Linked DNA regions of Homo sapiens: region 2 is linked to region 1. Evidence: read pairs that join two places in POLR2A ChIA-PET (ENCODE). Cell type or tissue: Panc1. All regions are shown on one strand.

Evidence for each region. Peaks named below come from ENCODE experiments on the same cell type or tissue, not always from the same donor. Only the 100,000 strongest peaks of a DNase experiment are listed, where the experiment ranks them.
Region 2: POLR2A ChIA-PET joins it to region 1 with 6 read pairs; 3 of 35 experiments call an interaction of 5 or more read pairs at or near these places.

The regions. Positions count from the first base shown.
Region 1 is chr18:22,801,255-22,805,254 of GRCh38, reverse strand. The region is part of intron 2 of RBBP8-AS1 (RBBP8 antisense RNA 1); the gene reads left to right. All of the region lies in intron 1 of LOC124904263 (a long non-coding RNA gene), which reads right to left. Among named protein-coding and RNA genes, the nearest start is that of RBBP8, 130 kb to the left of the region's middle. In Panc1, no CTCF peak of the experiment used is centred here; no DNase peak of the experiment used is centred here.
Region 2 is chr18:23,098,131-23,102,130 of GRCh38, reverse strand. No RefSeq gene overlaps it. Among named protein-coding and RNA genes, the nearest start is that of CABLES1, 35 kb to the left of the region's middle. RefSeq lists an enhancer at 2,172-2,466. In Panc1, no CTCF peak of the experiment used is centred here; a DNase peak (open chromatin) is centred at 2,290; H3K4me3 peaks cover 157 bases; H3K27ac peaks cover 3,135 bases.

The DNA.
Region 1 (4,000 bases):
TTTCAGCCTTCATAATTGCATGAACCAATTCCCAAAATAAATCTCCTCTTATATATGTCTATATATCCTATAGGTTCTGTTTCTCTGGAAAACTCTAATATAGTTAAGATATTTCACCAGCATCTTAAATTCAAAGGACAAAAATCAAACCATTGTCTTCTTCCTTACACATGCTCCTTCTCCTTCTTATCTCAGTTAATGGCACCTCCTTTACCTGGCCGCCCAAACCAAAAACATGGCAGTCACTTTCACCTTCTCCCTCCCCATTCTCAGCTCAGTCTCTTCAGATAGTTACTAGAGCCATTGATTCTACCTTTGCTGTCTTTTGGACATTTCTAATTCCCTCTTTTCCTACTGTCACCACCTTTGTTCTGGCCTTTTTCTCTCCTAGATTACTGCTGCAATTCTGCACTGCTATTAGAGGAATTTTCCTACAGTGCAAATTTTTTTCCTAATTAAAACTGTTCAGTGACTTCCTTCTTTCCATCTATCAATGCAAAGAAAGAAACTGAGGAACAATTCATATAGAGAGTTTGTTTGGGCCAAGGTTGAAGACAGCTGCCTGTGAGGCTAAGATTGAGGACAGCTGCCTGTGACACACTTCCAAGTTGCCTTGGGGAGTGCTCCACTTGGTCTTTGTTACAAGCAGGTTTTTTAGGCAAAAAGAGACAAGGAGTGGGCTGATACAAAGTTGTTCGGCAGGAATTCTCATTGGTTTACAGAAATAACATTGGTTAGTGATTGGCTATACATTGTTGAACTATAGGGTGTGAGTTATGGTGTCCAGGTATGGCATTTTATGGTGACTTAGTGTCAGTGTCTAGAACCCACATAGCAAGGGGCTTTAAGAGGCAATTATTTAGCTCAAGTGGGGAGTGGGTGACTGTTTCACATGCTGCCACATTTCAATGCCTCTAGGCCTGATAATTAGAGGGGGTTCACATTCCTCAGATAAAAAGTTTATTTTTCTCCTTCCCTCTCTCCTTTCCTTTCTTTATTTATAAAACATAAATGTCAAAAATCCTTCGTGTGACACTAGGTCTTCTTGATTTTTTGCCTTCTTGGCTTTACCTCTTGAGCCTTATCTTTTTCCACTCTTCTCTGGAACTCTATGTTCTGATTGTATTGAATAATAAAGTTAGAATTCCCCCCAAATAGCATACTCTCTCTTATCTCTAGACTTTAAAATGTGCCTAGCAGGTAGTAGGTTACCCTTGAATATATGTTAAATTAATTAACAAATTAATTAATAATATTGTGGTAGCTCACGCCTGTAATCCTAGCACTTTGGGAGGCCAAGGTGAGCAGATCACCTGAGGTCACGAGTTTGAGACCAGCCTGACCAACATGGTGAAACCCTGTCTCTACTAAAATACAAAAATTAGCCAGGTGTGGTGGTGTGCCCCTGTAATCCCAGCTACTTGGGAGGCTGAGGCAGGAGAATCACTTGAACCCCAGAGGAGGCAGAGGTTGCAGTGAGCGGAGATGGTGCCACTGCACTCCAGCCTAGGTGACAGAGCGAGACTCTGTTTCAAAATAAATAAATAAATAAAAATAAATAGTGTCTCCAGTGTCTGGCCTGTGGCAGGTGTTCTCTATAAACAAGTTATTATTACTTCCCATTTTGTTTGTAAGCTGCTAAGCCTGTTGTTGCATTGATCTTGTTCCAATCAAAGGCCAGAATCTTCTTGTGCTAAAATACTTATTCTCAAAGATAGAGGTCATTCTGGGTAGGCAGTGGGTTGTTGAGATTGATGTGATTATTCCTGGAAAAAAGACATCTGAGTTGTACCCCATGGAGGCCCTTTAAGTCTATGCTCAGGGCCAGTATGACCACTAACCATAGGTAACTAAAACTGACCGTCACACTAATTCCAACAGGCAATTGGATATAGAGATCTGGAACTTCAGTAAGGTATCAAGACTGAAGACAGAGATCTGGTAGTTTTCAATGTATCAATAATCTGATAAAGGGCCTCCATGGGGTACTTCAATGCTGGTCTGAAGAGCGCTACTGTTGTAATATCTTTTCTTCCTCCAGAAGCCATGCATATGTCACCTAGGAGGGGAAAGAGCTTCTCTAGCCCTCTTTCCTTAGTGTGGGGACCAGGGGTGTCTAATCTTTTGGCTTCCCTGGTCCACATGGGAAGAAGAAGAATTGTCTTGGGCCACACATAAAATACACTAATGATAGTGATAGCTAAAAAAAAAAAAAAAAAAAAAAAATTGCAAAAAAACTCTTAGTGTGTTGAGAAAGTTCACAAATTTGTGTTGGGCCACATTCAAAGCCATCCTGGGCCTCATGTGGTTCACTGGCCATGGGTTGGACAAGCGTGGCATAGACAGATGAATTTATTAGGCAAGATAACTGTAACCTTGGTAGGCAGAGAATATCTAGTTCTACGGTTAAGGGAAGGGGATGTAGATTTTTGATGGAGAAAACAAGTCAGATATATGTTAGCGTGGCCTTATTAGCAGAGGGCAAGGAAGAATGATCAAGGAAGGATGGGCTAAGGGAGGCCAGGTGGGATGTGAGGGGTTATGTCAGAGAACCCAGACTAGGGAGGTCCAGAGGCTCAACACTTAGAGGAGGGCTTCAGGAACATGGTGAGATGGCAAGAGCTAATCTAGCAGAGAGTAGGAACATCATGATGGCCAAAAAAGAGCACTGGATTAGGACACTTGCATTCTGGGCTGGGATCTACCACATACCTACCTTTGGCTAAGCCACATGTTTCTCTGAGCTTTGTCTGGGGGCACACTGAGGAAATTACTTTATTAGATTAGTTTTACTAGAGTGTAACATGATTTGTAAAGCTATAATATACAAGTGTGTAGTTTACATAAATTATAATTATAGAGCCGTTCTAGAATTCATTCCTGTGGGACTTTATCTTACAACTTTTCCATTAGGAAACACAAATATATTAAGCTATAAGATAAATATATTTTGTCACTTATTTTATTTTAATTTTTTTTGATACAAGGTCTCGTTCTGTCACCCAGGCTGGAGTGCAAGATCATGACTCACTGTAGCCTTGACCTCCTGGGCTCAAGTGATCCTCCCACCTCAGCCTCCCAAGTAGCTGGGACTACAGGCATGCACCACCAAACCTGGCTAATTTCTGTATTTTTTGTAGAGATGGGGTCTTCCTCTGTTGCCCAGGCTGCTCTCAAACTCCTATCCTCAAGCAATTCTCCTGCCTCAGCTTCCCAAAGTGTTGGGATTAAGGCATGAGCCGTTGCACCCAGCCTATTTTGTCATTTAAGAAGTCATTCAAAAGTTGATTGTGAAGAAATTCGATTTTTTTTTTTTAAGAGATAGGGCCATACTGTTGCCCAGGCATGAGTGCAGTGGCACTATCATAGCTCACTGTAACCTTGAACTCCTAGGCTCAAGCAGTCCTCCTGCCTCAGCCTCCTGAGTAGCTGGGATTACAGGCATGCACCAGCATGCCAGGCTAATTTTTAAATATTTTGTAGAGACAGGGTCTTGCTGTGTTGCCCAGGCTGTCTTGAACTCCTGGGCTCAAGTGATCCTCCCACATTAGCCTCCCAAAGCACTGGGATTACAGGCAAACACCATTGTGCCTGGCCAAAATTAGATTATTTTATCATGTTTAATTTCCATTCTTCATAAAGAAATGGAGAGTAAGGTTTACATGGTTATTATGTTTTAAAAGATTTTCTAAAAGAATTTTGCATATTAGAAATTCTGTTTTTATGACCTAAGTATAATTATTTTTGGGCCTAAGCCTGAACTACTTTCAAAAGGCAATTTTAAGAAACTCTTAAAAAGATAATACTAAAATTTAAGGCTCATTGCTTGTTATTTCCTACCAGATCAGATTTCTTTAAACAGGAGAGGAGGGTGAGAATAATGAAATGAGCTCATTTTTTTTCTTAGAAAGAAAAAGTCACAAGGACCTATTCCTGTAAGATGGAGAACTCCATTTTTACATCTAAATCTATTTTGTGTTTCTGATTGGCAAAGGACTAC
Region 2 (4,000 bases), 300 kb before region 1:
TTTCCAGAGGAAAGCACGCTGTTGTTAGGAAGTGTCTGTATGTTGTGAGGTTCTTACAGCTTATCAAAAGCTCTTCATTAAGAGAAATGCGTGCCAGCAGGCATAGCAATAAAAAGCCTCAGATAGACAGACACACACCCTTCAGAAATTCAAACATTCATGCCTGTGTCAACAAGATTTCAGATAAGGACAAACCTAAGAATCCAAACATCATATTCTACTCGCCCTCACCTCACCTGCCTCTGCCTGCACTGTATTTTCATGCATTTTAATTTTCTTTTTTTTTTTTTTGAGACGGAGTCTCGCTCTGTCACCCAGGCTGGAGTGCAGAGGCGCGATCTCGGCTCACTGCAAGCTCCGCCTCCCGGGTTCATGCCATTCTCCTGCCTCAGCCTCCCGAGTAGCTGGGATTGCAGGCGCCCACCACCACGCCTGGTTAATTTTTTGTATTTTTAGTAGAGATGGGGTTTCACCATGTTAGCCAGGATGGTCTTGATCTCCTGACCTCGTGATCCACCCGCCTCGGCCTCTCAAAGTGCTGGGATTACAGGCATGAGCCACTGCACCATGGCTGCATTTTAATTATTATTATTATTATTATATTGAGACAGAGTTTCACTCTCGTTGCCCAGGCTGGATTGCAATGGCACAATCTCGGCTCTCTGCAACCTTCACCTCCTGTGTTCAAGCGATTCTTTTGTCTCAGACTTCTGAGTCTCTGGGATCACAGGCATGTACCATTGTGCCTGGCTAATTTTGTATTTTTAGTAGAGACGGCGTTTCTCCATGTTGGTCAGGCTGGTCTCGAACTCCTTACCTCAGGTGATCCTCTTGCCTTGGCCTCCCAAAGTGCTGGGGTTATAGGTATGAGCCACCGCGCCTGGCCTTCATGCATTTTTATTAGGTAGCCAATCATCATCCCGATTTGTATCTACTTTGGCATTGCCCTAGGAAATACAGTTTCTAATTTGTAGAATAAAAACATTTTTCGTGTATTACTGGACTGTGAATTGCAATAACTTAATTAAGGTATAAAAGATCTATGATAGCCGGGCACAGTGGCTCACACCTATAATCCCAGCACTTTGGGAGGCCAAGGTGGGCAGATCACTTGAGGTCAGGAGTTCAAGACCAGCCTGGCCAACATGGTGAAACCCCGTCTCTACTAAAAATACAAAAATTAGCTGGGTGTGGTGGCATGTGCCTGTAATCCCAGCTATTTGGGAGGCTGAGGCAGGAGAATTGGGAGGCTGAGGCAGGAGAATTGCTTGAACCTGGGAGGTGGAGGTTGCAGTGAGCCAACCAAGATCTCACCACTGCACTCCGGTATGGGCAACAGAGCAAGACTGTCTCCAAAAAAAAAAAAAAAAAAAAAAAAGGCTGGGCACGGTGGCTCACGCCTGTAATCCCAGCACTTTGGGAGGCTGAGGTGGGCAGATCACGAGGTCAGGAAATCAAGACCACAGTGAAACCCCGTCTCTACTAAAATACAAAAAATTAGCCAGGCGTGGTGGCGGGCGCCTGTAGTCCCAGCTACTCGGGAGGCTGAGGCAGGAGAATGGTGTGAACCCGGGATGGGGAGCTTGCAGTGAGCCGAGATTGCACTACTGCACTCCAGCCTGGGTGACAGAGGGAGACTCCGTCTCAAAAAAAAAATAATAAAAATAAAAAAATAAAAAGAGAAAAATATCTATCATATGTAGTTTTTAAAAATCACATTTGGAATGAACATACTGATTTACTTTAGGCGCCATGAATATTTTGACCCCAATGTTTACATGAATTACACGGCAGGTTTATCTTGATCATGGGTCTTATCATGACTCCTGCAGATTTATTGACTCTTGGCGGAGCTGATGGATCAATTCTTTTAAAGTTGACTTCAGAGACCACACTACTACTGATTCACTTCTAATGTTTTGGTGAATATGATTCAAAAATATTCCAGTCTATCATTCATGATGTATTTAAGTGAATCTCTATTATGTTTGGTAACAATTTTTAGAAAAGAAAAAAATGAATAAATAAAAAGGAATTTATCAAAGTACAGGGAGAAAAAGAGAAAATTTTAGACAAACTTTTCCCTTGGATTTGGTTACTTGAAAGCACCCAAGCCTATGAATTTGGTTCCTTCTCCACATAAAATAGCCGCTCTCATTCCCCTTCTTAGGAACAAGTCTGGGTTGTTTGCCCAAGGGTGGCTGGTGACCGTTCCTTGTATTAGGCCAAGACATTGGTAGCCTTTGGTCAAAAGAGCTGGGCGGGGAACTGAGGCCAGAGTACACGGAAACCCAGTGCTTGAACAGCAGTGAGTCAGAAGTGGGTAAACTACAGAAGTTGAGGGCCCAGAAATACCAGAGTGCTAAGCAAAGACAGGAAGGCAGAGTCCAGGCACCTGTCAGCTAAGGCACTTGGTTAGAGTTGAAGCACTAAATCAAGACACGGTCAAACAGCCAGGCATGGTGGCTCATGCCTGTAATCCCAGCACTTTGAGAGGCCAAGGCAAGAGGATGGCAATTTGGGAAGCTGAGGCAGGAGGATCTCTTAAGCCGGGGGCAATATAGGAAGATCCTTTCTCTACAAAAAATAAATTTAAAAAATTATTAATAGCTGGGTAGGGTGGCACGTGCCTGTAGTCCTAGCTACCCAGGATGCTAAGGTGGGAGGATTGCTTAAGTCCAGAAGGTTGAGATTGTAGTGAGCCATGTTCACACCATTGCACTCCAGCCTAGGCAACAGAGTGAGACCCTGTTTCAAAAACAAACAAACAAACAAACAAAAACGGCTGGGCATGGTGGCTCATGCCTGTAATCTCAGTACTTTGGGAGGCCAAGGCAGGTGGATCATGAGGTTAGGAGTTCAAGACCAGCCTGGCCAAGATGGTGAAACCTGGTCTCAAAATACAAAAATTAGCCGGGCGTGGTGGCAAGCGCCTGTAATCCCAGCTACTCAGAAGGCTGAGGCAGAGAATTGGTTGAACCAGGAGGCGGAGGCTGCAGTGAGCCGAGATCGTGCCATTGCACTCCAGCCTGGGTGACAGTGCGAGGCTCCATCTCAAAAAAAAAAAAAAAAAGAATGTGGCCTTTGCTCATTTGACTTCCCTCAGTTCTGCACCTTCCACTAATGCACATTCTCTTTTTTCCATGCTTATTCAAGACCTGCTGCTGTTATAAAGTGATGGCCACACTCTGTGTTTCACAAAACTGACCCTCGGCCACAACTGTTCTCCCTTTTTTTTTTTATTTACACTATGTATCATCTGTAAAACTCATTTAGGACTTAACCTCATGATACCTTTTTACGTTGTTGGAACTGCTGTTCCATGTGTCTTGCTTCTCCAAGCCAGACTATAAGCTCCTTGAGGGTAGAGCCTGACCAACAGGAAGAGAGGCCACATTTCCAGGGGTCAGGCTTGCTCACCCAGGATGGACCCTCTGGCCTGCGGTTTGTTACGTTTTCCTGAATAGAGACAGGATTGTTCCCAGAGTCTGAGGTGGGGGTTGAATCTTCAGGGTTAAGTGGTCCCAGTATAGCCTAGTTGGGGAGTATGGGCATAAGTTCCCGGTGGTGCTTTCTGACTATATACCCTCTTACCATTTTGTTCTCCAATTCTCTTTTAATTTTTATTTATTTACTTTTTTTTGAGACGGAGTCTTGCTCTGTCACCCAGGCTGGAGTGCAATGGTACGACGTCAGCTCACTGCAACCTCCACCTCCCAGGTTCAAGCGATTCTCCCACCTCAGACTCCCGAGTAGCTGAGATTACAGGCACCCGTCATCATGCCCAGCTAATTTTTGTATTTTTGAGGAGATGGGGTTCCACCATGTTGGCCAGGCTGGTATTGAACTCCTGAACTCAGGTGATCCACCTGCCTCGGCCTCCCAAATTGCCGGGATTACAGGTGTGAGCCACTGTGACTGGCCTCCAATTCTCTCTATTTTTTTTTTGTTTGTTTGTTTGAGACGGAGTTTTGCTCTTGTTGCCCAGGCTGGAGTACAG